Regions from separate parts of the Homo sapiens genome. Here region 2 is linked to region 1. The links are chromatin loops, found by intact Hi-C in ENCODE. Cell type or tissue: heart left ventricle. All regions are shown on one strand. Links, peaks and the distances in the headings refer to the core of each region. The heading gives the core; the rest is flanking DNA.

The links. Hi-C counts contacts between places; a loop is a spot of excess contacts. Peaks named below come from ENCODE experiments on the same cell type or tissue, not always from the same donor. Only the 100,000 strongest peaks of a DNase experiment are listed, where the experiment ranks them.
Region 2: it touches region 1 in a loop (20-fold over the local background); 33 of 110 quality-filtered maps call a loop at or near these places.

Annotation. Positions count from the first base shown.
Region 1 is chr17:79,387,290-79,395,616 of GRCh38, reverse strand. All of the region lies in intron 2 of RBFOX3 (RNA binding fox-1 homolog 3), which reads left to right. Among named protein-coding and RNA genes, the nearest start is that of RBFOX3, 220 kb to the left of the region's middle. In heart left ventricle, for the core only: CTCF peaks have their summits at 2,156 (motif pointing right), 3,653 (motif pointing right), 6,740 and 6,943 (motif pointing right); DNase peaks (open chromatin) are centred at 2,156, 3,626 and 6,938; H3K27me3 peaks cover 7,635 bases.
Region 2 is chr17:79,042,103-79,050,429 of GRCh38, reverse strand. It overlaps C1QTNF1 (C1q and TNF related 1), which reads right to left. Exons shown (of 4, transcript NM_030968.5): 2 at 6,307-6,475; 3 at 3,736-3,875; 4 at 642-2,892. The coding sequence starts at 6,461. The coding sequence ends at 2,342. Among named protein-coding and RNA genes, the nearest start is that of C1QTNF1-AS1, 19 kb to the right of the region's middle. RefSeq lists enhancers at 2,577-3,776, 5,965-6,465. In heart left ventricle, for the core only: CTCF peaks have their summits at 4,399 (motif pointing left), 7,674 and 7,873 (motif pointing right); DNase peaks (open chromatin) are centred at 2,123, 3,323, 4,389, 7,899 and 1 weaker place; H3K4me3 peaks cover 1,986 bases; H3K27ac peaks cover 2,578 bases.

The DNA of each region.
Region 1 (8,327 bases), core at 230-8,229:
CACACTAACTGCCAGGCGGGCGCCAGCTGTCACCATCCAGTGTGAAGGGAACCTCGCTGTCCACTGTAAACCACAGCCCAGAGCTCTTGGCTTGTGTGCTGAGCCTGGCTTAGGAGAGAGGGTCTCAAAGACACCTTTGGCCTCAGTGAGGGTCACCTGTACAAATGGAGCCGTGTGTGGCTCACAGATGTGATGCAGCTTAAGCGAGGCCAGACACATAGCAGGTCCCCAGGAAGTGTGGTTCCTCCCGGCACTGAGCGGTGGTTGGCTCCACTGTGCTCAGTCCAGGTGTGGAATGCCCCATCCCTTAGGAGGGGTCCTCCCAGGCAGGGAGCCAAAGGCTTGCTCAAGATAGAGCCTGCAGCTGTTCTCCACAGAGGCCGCCACACATTGCTGGGTCCGGTGTCAGCTCATCGTGGCTGCAAATGAAACAAAGGGACTAACAAAAACATCTAGCCCTTTGCCACTGATCCTTGAATCCCTGGTCTCCGGCAGAAGGTTGACGGGAGGCCCAGATAGAGCACTGCTTTGCGGGCCTGGATCCCCATCAGTCGCACTGAATGACAGCAGCTGTGGCCACCACTGGGATGGCTGATCCACCTTTAAGGCTGTTCTGGAAGGCTGCACTTAACCCTGGGTTCTCATCCACCCTTCTGGCACCTCCTGACGTCTTGCCGCCTCTCTGCGTCGTCCCACCTGCACACGCCCCGAGCGCCTGTGTTGCGTCTCCAGGCCCTTCTCCTAGCTCTTCTCATATCCCTCTACCTCACTGGGTCACTCATGTAGCGAGGGCCCGGGACGTCTCAGGAGTGGGGCAGAGCTGTGGCTCCAATGAGCCTGGGGTAGTTGAGGAGAGAGATGTGTGGGTCAGTGGGGGCTCAGGCTTCAGTGTTGGAACAATTATCTGTGCAAAGAGACTTGGATAAAGAGGCATGGTCCAAGGCTTCAGACAAGACCATTTAGAGTGGGGGCCATTTGTTTACTCTGTGGACCTGTTTCCAGTTCACGTCCTTCATTTGCTCATCTCGCTGGGAGGACTGTGCGTGCTGCCTTGACTGTCAGCCTCCTGTCCTGGAGTGGATGGAGAAGGACAGGCCCTTGAGGCTGGCGTGGCTTGCTCCATTTTTGGCCAAGCACTAGGGTGCCGGCCTAGGGTGGACATAGAAGCCAGACTGTTTTCCAGGGGGTAAGATGAACCCCACCTGCACTCAGAGGGCCCTGGAGACCCCTGCCCCAGTGGTGGAGATGGGGGCTTGGCTGGGCTCTGGCCTCAGGGTCACTCTGCACTGTGGGGAGTGAGTGTCTCAGTGATCAGGGTGCAGGGTGAGCTCCTCCCTGGACCTGGACACAGTGTCGTCCTTGAGTCCCTCATGCTTTTCCATCCTGGGCCCTCTGTCCATTCTCGCAGATCTCAGCCCACAGGCGAGGGCTCAGATGTGTGTGTGATGACCGATTCAGATGATGTGCGCGGGGACCAACTCAGATGTGCGTGATGATTGGCTCAGACGATGTGCATAGTGACCGGCTCAGATGATGTGTATGATGACGGGCTCGGATGTGCACTGATGACCAGCTCCGATGTGTGTGATGACCAGTTCAGATGATGTGCACGGGGACAGACTCAGATGTGCATGACTGGCTCAGACGATGTGCGTGGTGACCGGCTCAGATGATGTGTATGATGACCGGCTCAGATGTGCATTGATGGCCATCTCTGATGTGTGCGATGAATGGCTCAGATGATGTGCGTGATGACCGGCTCAGATGATGTGTGTGATGACCAGCTCAGATGTGCATGATGACTGGCTCAGATGATGTGCATGATGATGACCAGCTCTGATGTGCATGATGACCAGCTCTGATGTGCGTGATGACCAGCTCAGATGATGTGTATGATGACCGGCTCAGATGTGCGTGATGACCGGCTCAGACGATGTGTGGCGACAGGCTCAGATCATGTGTGTGATGACCGGCTCAGATGTGCATTGATGACCGGCTCCGATGTATGTGATGACTGGCTCAGATGTTCATTGATGACCAGCTCCGATGTGTGTGATGACCCGCTCAGCATCCAGTGTGCTATTGCCCTGGCCAGGAGCAGGAGCAGATTGCCGACCAGGAGCCAGCTCCCAGCAGTGCCAGCCAGCGCCGCGAGGTGGCGCCAGGGACCACACGAACGGAGAGCGTTTCCCTGCGGCTGCTCACTGGCCGGGTCTCCCCTGAGAGGCTTGCTTCGTCCAGCATCTCCCTCCCAGTGTATTGTAACCACGACTCTCCTGTCTTCTAACAAGCAAGTTAGGTGCAGGTGGAAGTGTGGGGTTGGGGTGTGGGTAGGAGAGGTGCCCCAAGCCTCCCTTTCCCCCTGTGCTGCAGCAGGCGGCTACGCGGGTGGAACTGAACTGTGAAACCCCAAATCCGTCTCCATAAAGGTTTTGTGTGTTTGAGAAAAAATGCCTTTGCACTCTGCTATGTTCTATCTCTTGCTCATATCACAGTTCATTGTGTATATTTTACAACTCCTACATATTTTGGGGGCACAGGTGCAATTTTGTTACATGTGCAGACTGTGTAGTGGTCAAGTTGGGGCTTTGGTCTCCATCACGATGCACTTGGAATTGCAAATTTTGGTGGTTCTCTTGCTTGGTAGTTTAGGTTTGGGGAAAGGAAATGTGTGTTCGTTAACTGATAAATATTCCTATTTAGTAAGTACATGTCAGGATAAATGAGAAGGAATCCTTTCTCCTCAGAGAAGCTCTGCAGGAGTCAGTGTCTCAGTCAGCAGCAGCAGGTTATGCTCAGTAACAAACAACCCCACATCAGAGATCTGTAGCAATTGCGGGTTGATTTCTGGCTCATATGCATCTTGGTTCCTGAGGGTGTTGTGCTGTGCTGTTGCCCTCACTCAGGACCCAAGCTCATAGAGCCACTGCCCGATGCTTGCCAGATATCGGGAAGAGAGGGTGTGGTACTGCACACACTGTTGGTTCTGCAAACTTCGGCTGGAAGTGACACCCCTCTGCTCCCATTTTGTTGGGCAAAGCAAGTCACGGGATGGTGCCTAACTTAAGTGGGTGGGAAGGGCAGCTCCCCGTGGCTCCAGCAGGAACAGGAGCCAGGAGATTATGAACAACCTCAGTGACAGCCACAAGACACCTGTACCACCGACATTACCATGCACCTGTGAGTGGCCGGGCCCTGCGCTCACTACCGTGTGAGAGTTAGCTTATGAATCTTCACAACTCCACAATGAAAGACGGTGAAATCACGTGCCCAGGATCACACAGCTAGTAAGTGGCAGGGCTGGAATTCAGGGCCAACTGGCTGCAAGGTCCGTGTGCTGAGCTGCCTCTCTCTGCTGTGTGAGTTTGGATTCTGGAACAATCGTTGGCATAACTAACCACTGAGAAAAGAGACGGGGGTGAGGAGGCTGCCCCAGTTTTCTTTACTGTTAGCTCTGTGATGTGCTGTTGTTGGCTCCATTTCACAGAGGAAGGTGCTGAGGCTAAAAGAGTTTGCCCAAGGTCCCGCAGCGGGTCCGAAGTGCCCGGGCACTATGGGAACCCTGTTGCTTGTCGGTGTCTGTTTCCAAGACGGCAGAAAGCCTGACCATCGCGGGGCCCTGGCGGGAGCGTTGCCATACAAGTTTCCTTCCACCAGGGGGAGCACGTGCCTTCTCAGCAAACCCGCGACCTGTGAGCTTCAGAACCGGGAAGGAGGGGACCTGGGGCTTGTCCAGCCTGGAGCCTTTTTTTTTTAACAGATTCGGAAACCGAGGATCAGAGCGGGGGTGTGCTGTCCCCCAAACACATGCGTACTGGTTCTCGTTGTCATGCATGTTGGTGGTCCTGGTGTCTCCACATACCCCCCACCCTAACTCACACGTGCACACAGACTTTCCTGTGCCCACACACGCTCACACGCACATATATGTGGATGCACAGGCAGGCAAGTACACACGCATGTATGCACATGTGCACGTGTACATGTACCTCACTGGGCCTCATTTCTTCATTCCTAAAACTAAATTCCTAATTCCTAAAAGTGAATCAGCACCTGTGAGGTTGGTTTCGGGTGAGATTAAAATCGGTGGCATTTGCCGTATTTGGGCGGACAAGTCATGAACTTGACATTTTAGATAATAATTCAGGAAGATGTTATGATACCACCCATTATTAAGCAGAGGAGACTGAGGCTCAGAGAAGTTAGGTAACCTGCCCGAGTGTTCACCAATCGTGGGAAGGAGAGCTGAAGCTTGAACCCAGGTGTGCTGGGTTTAAATCCTCCCTTTTTCTCCCCCTGAGACAGCTGGTCATTGAGGGTCAGGTGAGAGGTGCTGGAGCTGAGACCCCAGCTTGGGGGTTGCGCTAAGGAATTTGGATTTCATCCTGCAAGCAGTGGGGAAGTCGCTGACGGTTGAAGAGAAGCTGGAGTTTGATACAGTGGTAGTGAGGTTTTAGAAAAGTTAATCAGACTGTCTGGAAAAAGAGAGGCTGGTATCAGGGAGCCTGGCTGGCAGGGGTTACAGGCCACCAGACCCGAGGTGCGAAGGCTCCCATGGCAGTGGGTAGAAGAGAGACTTTGAAGAGACAGCGAGAAAGCCTTCCAGGGAAGGATCTGTGGGAATCAGGGGGCTGTGGAGAAGAAAGCGGGAAGAGAGAAGGGAGAAGCAGAGCTGGCTTTGGGTGGGTCCAGGAACTCCCTGCCGGCACCCGAGCAGTCCCACCAGGGGCTCATCCCGAGGTGTCTGGGCAGGAAGGTGCCTCCTGGTGAGGGGTTCCGCTGCCTCAACTCTCAGATGCTCCATGCGCTCCTCCAGTTTCCCACTGCCAGGATCCCCACCCTGAACTCGCCTCTGGCAAACTTTGAATGGGCCATGCGTTGGGAGGCCGAGACGGGCAGATTGTCTGAGATAAGGAGTTCGAGACCAGCCTGGCCAACATGGCGAAACCCTGTCTCTACTAAAAATACAAAATTAGCTGGGTTTGGTGGCAGGCGCCTGTAATCCCAGCTACTTGGGAGGCTGAGGCAGGAGAATCACTTGAACCTGAGAGGCAGACGTTGTAGTGAGCCGAGATTGTGCCACTGCACTCCAGCCTGGGCGACAAGAGCGAGACTCCATCTAAAAAAAAAAAAAAAAAGCAGTGGCGCAAAGACTGTATTTCCACGCCGGTTGGACTCTGAGTGCATTTTCCAGCACCAAAGTGGGCAGATGGGGCTGAGCCCCGAATGAGCTGGAACCCGTCACCTGGCCGTGATGGTCGTGATGAAACCACAGCGTGGCAAAGCCAAACTCAGAGTGGAGTCTAAGAAGTCCCCCCGGGATGCTGGTGTCTGCCAGCTAAAGGATTGCAGGATGATGGGGCGGAGGGATGTGTTATTCTAGGAGGACCTCTGGGCACTTGAAAGTCAGTGCAGCGTCCCGGAGGTTGGACACCTCAGAACTCTGTGGACTTGCCCTTCACTGCTGCTGGTCCTCCTCTGTGGACCCAGCCCCTCGGCCGGGTGGCTGGCTACGGAGACCCGGAGGCTGCGGAGACCCGGAGGCTGCGGAGACCCGGCGGCTGCGGAGACCTGGAGGCTACGGAGACCTGGAGGCTGCGGAGACCTGGAGGCTGCGGAGACCTGGAGGCTGCGGAGACCCGGAGGCTACAGAGACCTGGAGGCTGCGGAGACCTGGCTCTGGTTGCTCCAAGGCCTCCTTCTCAGCTGAAACCCTCTCTGCTTTGGAAACAGAAAACGCTAGTCTCCAGCCCTGCAGTATCTGAGCATGGCCCTGGCCCCCTCAGTCTCCTCTCATTCTAAACTGTTGTCTTTTGTGCCTTTGTATAAATTAATTCGTGCTGATGAACCACTGAGCACTGGTTCCCCAAGTACGGTCCCCAGCCTGGAAGTACTGGCATTCCCCAGGAACGTACAAGAAAGGCATGTCGTCTGTCCCACCCCAGATCTCTGGAGTCAGGCAGTCTGGAAACCGGCCCAGCATGCTCATGTGTCATGTGTCGGTAAGGCTGCCCTTACCTGAGTGGAGACCCACTGAGGCCGAGGCAGGGTGGGGGACTCAGTGTTTAACAATAGGCTCTTCCAAAGGAACTAAAGCAGGTTGATGTGTAGCATTTGTCAATTCCCCTGCTGTAAATACCCCCTCAAGGGCTGTCAGCTGCTGTCAGCTGGCTTGTAGAGTTCCTGAAAAGTACGAACCAGCTGCAGCATTACTGACGGGGAGAAGTCAAAAGTCCAGAAAGGGGGCCTCCCAGGGGCAGGAGTGCTCCAGAGAATACCCAGCTACTGTTTATTTGGGCATCTCATTCTAGGGGTCCCCAGACCTTTGTGTTTCTACCCCCAGTCCTCCATATGTCACATAACCACCAACTCTCGTTGCACACCAAAGGGGTGAGTGACCCGAGGTTTGGTGGTTAGTGCTCTCCTGGAAGAGCAGCGAGGGAGAGAGGAAGGGGACCCCAAACTTCAAAAGTGAGTTTCCTCCCCTGTGACGCGGTGCTTGCCACACCGCCCCCCCGCGCCCACCGCTTCGTCCCTCCGTCTCTGTTCTCATTCATGGTCAGTGTGGAGGAAGGATGTAGAGAAAAGGCCATTGGTGGGGCCACGTCTCCCTCTGAAATGCTTATTGCAGGAGGCGAAGGAAGCTGAGAGGCAAGGCCCCAGTTCTAAAGGATTGGAGGGCTTGGCGGCTGGGAGGAGTTAAGGGAATCTGTTCCCTGCCGCTGGGAGAGGATGGTGATCGGTGAGCACAGCTCAGAGATAAGTGGTTAGCGGGCAAGATGAATTATCAGTGGGGCTGTGGTGGCCACCTGTGTGAGTGATGCTTGGCGAGAGGCTCCGGCAGCACCGGGGCATGTGCAGGAGGGGTGGCTGGAGGCGGCTGCTGAGGAGCTGCCACCTGTGTCCTTGCCGGGAACCCTGGCCGGGACGTGGACATCCTCCGTGGCCACTAGAGGGTAGTGCTGCTGCAGGTGGGAACGAGATCCAGCCCGCAGCTGTGCAGTGAGCTTCCTGGAGCAGGGGCGCTCAGAGCCAGCTTAAATCCCCTGTTTTTAAAAGAGATTAGAGATTTATTAAAAATCTTCTCTTTTAAAAATGCCTGCCTTTGGTGACTAAGTAAGGCGCATGCAGGTGGGAAGGCATCTGGACACAGCTGAAAACGATTCCATGTGTGTTGGAAGAAGTAGGGAACAGGCTCCATGCGTGGGGAGATGAGTAACCCTTGACAAAGCTCCCTAAAACAGGATCTTGCACTGGCTCTGCATCCTCGTTCAGCCGTGGTCATGCCTGGGTGCTTTTGAGGCCCTGGAAGGGCCCAACTCCTTGTTCTCTCAAGCTCTTCTGGCCTGGGCATGACTCTTCTGTGATAGAGCCCCCACCCCAGTCACAGCCCATGGAGCACATGGGGGCTGCGTAGTTATGGCCCAGTCTGTGTGGTCAGAGAGCTGCTAACACACATGCACACACACATGCACACACATTTGTATGCACAACCACACATGCACATATACATGTCCACATGCACACACATGCACACGTAGGCACACACACTGCACAGTGCACACATGTACATGCACACAAGTTCATATCCACTTGCATGCACACACACACACACGTACACATTCACACATGCACACACAGGTACACGTTCACACATGCATGTACATGCACACATGTACACATGCACACGCATGTATGCACACTCGTACACACAATCACACACTCTTGCACATGTGCACACACACTGTACAGTGCACACATACCCATGCACACGTTAGTCTGGTCCTGCTCTTGGGGTATGGGTTGGGAAGGAGTGGGCTCTTCCCTTGAACTCCAAGTGCCCAGGCCCCCTGCAGTGTGGTTATGGGTTTTCAGGAGGCAAGAAGAATCTTCCTCCTGCTCCCAGTGAAAGAAGTGGCCCCACTGCACCCAGCCTGGGGGCCCCCAGTCCAACAACATGGCACATAGGCAGTGGTGAGAACCACAGTGAGGCAGAGCTCATGGCCCCTCATTTGTATTTGGCTTGGGGGAGAAGCCTGTCCTCTCTGGCCTCAGCTTTCTCATCCAGCCCATGCGGGCGGTACCAGCCATCTTCCAGTGAAGACGGTGGGACCCTGTGGGCCCTGGCAGTATTTATCCCTAGATCAGGCCCTGCCGGAAAGCTGAGGTTGCTTTTAAAAGACCTGGGACTTGTTTTCAGGGTCTCTGATGAGTGTTCCCCAGAGTGTGTTTGCCTTCATGTTTTGACTCACGCCTGTGAGTTGTTAGAATAATAGGACCGATTTTTCTTAACCTTTAAGGATGCTGGGGTTTTTTTGTGATGAAAA
Region 2 (8,327 bases), core at 314-8,313, 350 kb after region 1:
CATCCTGGATTTACAGTGGGCCCTAAATATTTACCTGATTCTCTAAATCCAGCAACAGGTGTTATAGTAAGGGAAGGGAGAGGAAGATTTGAGACACACGGAGGGGAAGGCCACATGAAGACGGAAGCAGAACCTGAGGAGATGCAGCCGCAAGCCAAGGAGTGCCTGGGGCTACCAATAGCTGGAAGGGGCAGGAAGGACCCTCCGCTAGAGGCTTATGCCACCCACGCCCCAACCCCAGTTTCCACGGCAGCCCTAGGAAAGGAATAGTGTCCAGGCTGCAGAGCCATGGCCAAGCTGCTACCTCCACAGTTTCTCTCCCTCCCGGGGGACAGTGCGGTCCTGCTCAGGAGATCAAGCCCCTGCCTCCCACCCACCTCTCACAAGTCCCCAGACCCACCCAGGCCCCAGGCGCCCGACTCAGGCACACGTTCAGCTGCAGCTGAGACACGCTGTCGCTGCCCCACCCATGGGAGGCTGCACCCCCTGGAGGAGCGAGGCAACTCAGGGTCCAGCATGCACCTGCTGGGTACCAATGTCCCCAGGTATGAAGCTGAGGGCCTCCCAGGCAGGAGTGGGCCTTGGGTGGAGAGGAGAAGACGAAAAGGATTCAGTTTAATGAGCAAACTGACGAGGCAGGATGCTGAAAACACAATTCTGAGTTTAATGTTTTCTGGAAAGAGCTGGGGGAGCTTAAGCAGCGAGTGTGGCGCTCTGCTTCCGGGCACGCCCACAGCAACTCGGCTTCAGAGTCTGACCCGCAGAAGTTCTTTAAAGAGAGGGACTTAGGGACCCCAGATCCCGGCAGCCAGGCCCAGAGAGGGAAGCAGGATTAGTCAAAACCAGGTGGGGGATGGGGGGAAGGAAGAGAGGCAGCGGGGGTTTGGGGGCCCAGCGGGTAGCAAGAGTGACCCTGGGCATCAACATGGGGTGAGGTGGAGAGGGGCTATGGGGTTCCTGGAGATCAGAGTCTGGGGTGGCCATGGGCAGGGCGAGAGCACCGTGGAGACACCGCAACCCTGCTCCAGCTGGTCCTGCAATTGCCACAGGGGCTATTGCCTCTCCTGCCACCCAGCTCCTGAGAGTGAATCCTGACACGGGTGATTGGGACGTGTACTTCCTCTTGACTCTGGTCTCAGGACTGAGGCTCACAGGAGCCTGAGAAACAGACAAGCGGGAGCTTTCTAGCCCCTTCCAGCTCTCCCCTGCTCTGAAGCCTAGAAAAAGCCCCTCTCAGGCTACTGGTCAGAGGCCTGGATGAGGGCAGTGGGGGCAGAAGGGGTCTGGATCAGCCTTGCTGCCAACCAACACAACACACGTGGAAGCGGTGATGCTTAGCCCACGAGGAGATGGGAGACTGCAGTGCTGCTTGAGGTGTTTTATAAAAAACAGAAGCCAAGGCCCCGGGGCCTTCTGGGGCTGATTTGTGTGGGAGGCGGCACAGAAAGCCGATGCCAGGGTGGCAGGCATGGAGACCACCCCCCAGGGCTCTGGGGTGGCACAGGGGTGGAGCAGAGCCACACATGGATGTACCAGGAGCTCTGCCCCTCATAGAAACATCTGCAGGCCTGGGGGACCCAGGGGTCCCTGGCCACTGTCAGGAGCCCTTCGGCTGCTTCTACCAACCTGGAGCCAAGGCAGGGGGCTCAGCTGTCCCTCTGGGAGGCTGACGCCTGGGGCCCCAGCCCCCATCACCTCGCAGCTGTGACTCAGAAAGACCAGCAGAGCCCTTGGGCAAGGCCACAGGGATGTCAGGGTCCACCTATCCCTCAAGAAAGTTCCTACGTGGCTTAAAAGAATTAAGCCAGAGGTAGTTTCCTGCCCCCGGCCCCTCCCCTGACCCCAGAGCTTTAACTTTGGATCTTCTCTTAAGCAGAGTCTCAACTGAAAAGGCCTCTCTCTTGGGAGCCAGCAGGCTGGCTGGAAAGACAAAAATAACAACCCTTTTCTTTGTCCTCCACGGTTTACTTTGCTCCTTTTGAGACCTTTAGAATTTGCCTAATTATTTCCAAGGACTGGAGCCGCGGTGCCGCACCCTGGGACGCCCTGCCGCCACCCGCGTCTCGCCGTGCGGGGTCACTTGAGGATGTGTGCAGAGAGGGCCGCGGAAGGTCCCAGAGGGTTCTCGCGGGTGCCCCGCCCTGGTGATTTCATCTGCCGTCAGCTCTCTCCAGAGGCTGCGGGATCTGGGAGCACCGATCGCTTTGGCTTTCTGTGTGTGCAGGGCGTCTCACTGAATGCCAAAGCCAGGGAGTCGGAGTCCAGGGATCGGGGAAGAGGCGGTGGGGTCAGCACAGCGCAGGGGTGGAAGGTGGCGAGAGGAAAGGAGGTGGCCGGCCAGCTAGGGCTCGGTGGCGTGCTTGACCAGGTAGCCACTGAAGGTGATGTAGGTGTCCAGCTCCTCGCTGAAGATGGCGTTCTCACGTTCGCCCTTGTAGAGGCGTACCCACACCTGGTCCTGCTCTCGCAGCTCCAGCATCAGGCTCTGGCTTTGCATGATGCTGCGGTCGCCCACCTGCGCGAACAAGATCACCACCTCCTCCTCGTTCTTCATGATGTGCAGGTAGGTCTCCTTCTGGTTCCAGGTGTGCACGTTGAGGCTGAAGAAGTAGAGGCCGGGCACGTAGCAGTAGAACTTGCCGGTGAACATGTTGAAGTGGTCGTAGAGGTTCACGAACTCCGTGTCGAAGATCACCGTCTGGTAGTAGTGGTTGCTGTGCATGGGCTTCTTCCGGCCCACCGAAAAGGCGGCGTAGTGGCTCTTGCACCGCTCCCCAGGGGCCCCCATGGAGCCCTTCTGCCCTTTGGGTCCAGTGTGGCCCCTGGCCCCTGCTGAGCCTGTTTTGCCATATTTCCCTTGGAGGCCTCGATCTCCGCGGTCACCCTTCTCCCCTAAAAGGGATGGGAAAACGCGTGCTGTTAATGGAGCAATCCGGTAGTGTCCTGAGCCTTGGCTGCTCACTCTCCGGTCCCTGGCGCTGTCCTGATTCGTCCTCACAGCCCTGACCTGGCAGAAGCTTCACTCCTGCCCCCAGCCCCCTGCCACGGGCGGCGTCCCAGCCTGGCACAGAGGTATTGTGATTCCCAAAATGGCCAAGCAAACAGACTCAACCTCAAGGATGGTTCTATTTTCGCCCAGAAGCAATAATTTTTTTTTCCTTCTGGAAAGCCCTGGTAAAAAAAAAAAAAAAGAAAAGAAAAAAAAGAAAATGGAACATACGGGTTCGTCCAAAAGCAATGGGCTCTGCGGCCAGACCGACGGCTCGCTCTGAGCAAATGAACTCCAGATGTCGGGGCCAGCTGGGGATCTAGGCTGCAAGTGTTTCCAGTTCGATTTCACGGGGCTGTGCAGGGTTATCTGCCGTGTGCAGGACCGGAGCGAGCAGGTGGCATTTCAGAAAGCAGGCTGGGGGACCAAGCCCCAAAGCAAAGGGCCTAGAAGCCTGGCGTCCACATACAACTGGAGGGACGAGACCCCGAGTAGCCTCTGGGCTCCCTCTCCTGCTCTTGGTCCTGTGGGCCCCTTTCCAACCCCTCCTCTTGGAGAGGGGCCAGAGCCTCAAAATCAGAATTTCCTGTGCCTTCCCCTCTAGATGACAGCCTGCCTGCCTCTGCTCCCTGTCCCGAGGGAGCCATTCTGCTCTCGCCTAGCCCCACCCTAACGACTCCATCCCTTCCTCCGGATCAGCACAGAGCAGCCCGGCCACCCCGTGCTTGTCTTTGCAGCCATCTGACCTTTCAAGATAGTGATGTTGATCTGGGGCACGGCGGTCGCCGGGTACATGGAGGTACCGGGGTCACAGCAGCGCAAGCACCGGGAAGCAGGGAGCCCCTGGTCCTGACTGGGCCTGTATTTTTCATGTTGTTCTTCAGCCCTGAGGGAATAAAGAATCACAGTGAAAGTCAGCCACTCTCAGGCCTGGAAACGCTGCTCTCTCCTGCTGCCAGTGGTTCTGGCATGCCTGACCTGCCTTCTCACTCTCTCACCTGGACCCACAAGGCTCTGTGTTCACGCTGGTGGGCTCACGGCCCACTCTGGGATCCTCACTACCGAACGAGCCCCCTGCCCTCTGTTAAAGGCAATGACAGTCCTGGAAACACACGCAGCGATCAATTGAGTGCCACGCAAGATGGGGGCTGCTCGGGAGAAATCCACACTTCTAAGAGAGGGTCTTTGGGTGACACAAGACAATGCCGGGACTCCCTATCGTATATCCGTGATGCTAGAAAATAACATATGAAGCTGACTCGTCTGCAAATAAGAAGGTTCAACTGGATCTTTAGGATTCCCCTCAGCTGTAGCCGCTGGAGAGACTCTTATGTTTCCAACCTGATTGGAAGGACAAGCCCGCAGGCAGGATGGACGGCGGCGGCTCCTGGCTGCCACCTCGCGGCCCCTCATGGCATCACATGTGCTCTGGCTTGTGGCTCTTCTTGCCCAGGCTGTAGAGCTGCGCAGACCCACGGGGGCAGCAAAGTCCCCCTGGATGGGCCAGCTCCTCATCTAATGCTGCTCCCACTTCTGCACCCCAGACTATCCAGGAAACGGATCTCTGTGCCCTAAGTTCAGCTACCCATAAGCCCAGGACTCCCAGATGGACATCTCACCCCTACCTCTCTCCTAAGCCCCAGACCTTGACTTCAAACTTCTCACCAGAAGTCTCCATCTGGAGATGCAACAGGCCCCACAGATGTCATGTATGCAAAACCGAAACCCCTGTCCCCATCCCTTCGCCCCTGGAATCTTCTCTTTCTGAGCTCTGTTCCTGGCATCAACAGCGGGTGCCCAGGGTGGAGCCTTCGGCATCACCCCCGACTCCCTCCGCCAACCCCCTGGCACAACTTTCAGCAGAGTCCTGGGCTCCCAGCCAAAAGGCACCTCCAGAACTGAGCCCAGGGCCCTCATCATCTCTGATGCACCCCTGCCATTTCGACTCTCACTTGGAATCTGCCCCTCCCCGCACCAGCTCATCCTCTCTGCTGCCTCCCTCTGGCATTCTTCCGAGAACACCGTCCAATTCAAGCTTTCCCATGATTCCTCTTGTTCTTTGTAGGATTGAGTTCAGGTGAGACCCTCCCCAACTAGACCCAGCTGCCTCCAGGCTCAACTGCCCTACTGTCCTCCAGCCTCCAGCCTCCAGCACTGGGTCTCACCATCCCAAACCACCCACCAGCCCAACAAACACCACCAGCCATGCCTTTGCACACCCCATTCTGGCTACCAGGTAGCTTTCCCCTCCTTCTGCACCTGGGAGGCCCGCAGGTGTCCTTCAAGACCTAGTTCACTCCTTTCAGTCTTCCTGGGACCCGCTCCTCCCTCTCCTGGCCCTGCCTCCAGCGTCATGGGTACACCCCTACTACAAAGCCCACCACGCTGCCCTGTCTCTCATGTGTCTATCTCCCTCTCGGCCTCAGAGCTCCTGGAGGCCAGGACTGTGCCACTCATGTGTCCCCCCGTGCCTGGGGGATGGCCTGACTGATAGGAGGGGCTCAATCAAAGAAAGAGGAGGGAGAGGAAGAAAGAACGGAATGATGTGACTCAACCTCAAATCCTGTCCAATCCCATCGTACACTGAAGTTAGTCTGAAGCCTCAAGTATCAAGTCAGCCCAACGCTCAAAATAATGAAGAGACTCCAAGCCAGGCTTGAGCTGTCGCCGGGTCTCCAGGACCTCACTCTGGGTACATGGCAGTTGGATGAAGCACTCGGCTTCCCTAGGAAATGTCCCAGGTCGGCTGGAGTCTCTCTGTCATTGCAGGTCGTAGACACGAAGGCCATCCAGAGTCCTTCACAACCTTTCAAGGGAAGCCGACACTTGGCCCACCCAGTCTCCGCTGTCCTCTCCTGTCCTGCAGTGTGATAAGACGCGTGGGCCATGGACACCAGCTCTTGGTCCAGCATCTCTCCTAAGGCCATGCTCCACTTCTCCCTGCCTCCAAGTGGTGCCTAGGTCCCCAGCAGATATTCTCAGCGGACAAAGTGAGAATGGAAAGACAAACTGGAGGGCAGGTTGGGAGCTTGGTCTGCTCTTAAGGAGGCAGCTGCAAAGCCACTTGCAGACCCCACTCCTTTAGGCTCGTGGTGAGGCTGGATCACTGTCCGCAGTTTCAGGTGAGGTGCCCAAGCCACTGAAAGGAGGAATCGCTCGTCTGTCCTGCAGGACCAGCCTCCAGCAGGGCCACGGCTCAGCTTCAGCTTTCTTGCCTTCACATCTCACAGTGAACTAGCTCCCCCAGGGGCCCCAAGGCCCAGGCTCAGCCTGGCCAGAGCCAGAGCTCCTGCTATTACACCCTCGTGGCCCCTCACCTCTCGGCATGGTCCGGAGGCGACGGCAGCTCCTCAGTCCCCTCCCACTCCTGCTGTTCCCCCTGGACATGGGGCACACGACTCAGGACCAGGCCAGAGGCAAAGGCAAGGAGCAGGCAGTACGCCAGCAAGAGTCCCTGTCCACGGGAGCCCATCTTCCTGCCGGGCCCTGGTGGGAAAGAAACACACAGGGAAGGCACCGAGTTAGGAAGGAGCTGCACAGAGAAACAGCCTGAAAATTGGGGAGAGAAACAGCCTGGAAATCGGAGGTGCTTCCCCAGCCTCACGCCACTGGGAAATGCTGCAGTTACACAGCTTCTGGGAGGACAATCACTCTCACACACCCATGCATGCATACACGCACTCACGACGCACTCACGTGCACACACGCACATGCACACACATTCACATACATGCAACCCCCACACATGCACACACTCAACACACATGCAATCCACACATGCACACACAGTCACATACACTCACATGCAACCCACACATTCACATGCACCCAACACACATGCAATCCACACACATGTAATCCACACACATGTACACACAATACACATGCACAGTCTCAACAATGAAACCTACACACATGCATACATATACCCACATCACATGCACACTCATGCAATCCACGCACCCATATGCACACTCTTAACACACATGGAATCCACACGCTCACATGCACACAGTCAACACACATACACTCACACTCACATGCACATACATGCACATACACAGTCCACACACATGCACTCACACATGCAATCCACATGCTCACATGCACTCAACACACATGCACAACTCACATGCACACATACCCAAATCACATGCACACTCTCAACACACATGCACACACATGCATACATATACCCATATCACATGCACACAGATTCACACACACATGCAATCCACACACATGCACACTTTTACATGCACTCACACACATATACCATCACATGCACTCACATGCAATCCAACATGCACACACATTCACATACATGCAATCCATGCACACATGCACACACATACACACATGCAACCCACACACACATGCAACCCACACATGCACACACATTCATATACATGCAATCCACACACATGCACATTCGCATACATGCAATCCACACATGCACACTTTCAACACACGTGCACACATTAACATGCACACATATACCCACATCACATGCACACTCACGTGCACGCCCGCATACTCTCAACACATTCACATGCATGCACATCCACTCATGCACACATGCGCTCACATGTACACACACCTTCACATGTGCGCACACACTCTGCCCCCAGAGCCTCAGCCAGTCAGGCTGGTGTTGAGGGGTTGCTGAGCAAGGTGCTGTCTCTGCCCACCCAGCCTCTCGGGAAGGAGAGTCCATCAGCCGCTGGCCCCACAGACAATTGTATACCACCCCTCTTAGGACAGTAAGAAAAATCCCAAGCAAGCTTTGAATGATCATCATCCCTTAACTCAAAGCAAAGCTGGCTCAATGACCAGGTCCTTCACCGGTGGGTAGGTGGGTAGGAAGGTGGCTGCAAGCTGCTTTCTGGCCACCAGGCGGCGCATCAGCAGGTGTCCTTGGCATCTACTTTAGGGATGTGCCAAGCCCAGCCCCACAGAGCAGTCATCCTTCCAGGAAGCCAACCCCACGTCTCACTCCCAGAGCTTTTGGCAAAAGCTTGGGGCAGGACCCCCTCCATCCAGTATTGGGACAGTCCTTCTAGAAAGGGGTGCTCACGGAGGTGGGGAGTCCAGGGAGCCCGCGAGGGGCGGCACTTGGGCCCACATTAGGCGAACGCCCACCTGCCACCCTGTGAGCGGCTTGCTCCCCTCGCCCAGGAATCTGGCATCAGGAGTCGCAGGCCCAGCCGTTTCAGGTGGGCCGAAAACCTCCCCACCGAGGGGCACAGCGACTGTGGTCAACTCTAACCCCTCTTTGTTCACCAAAATGTAAAACTCGAAATGTCGCAGGCCCCGTGGGAACACCTCATTCAACACA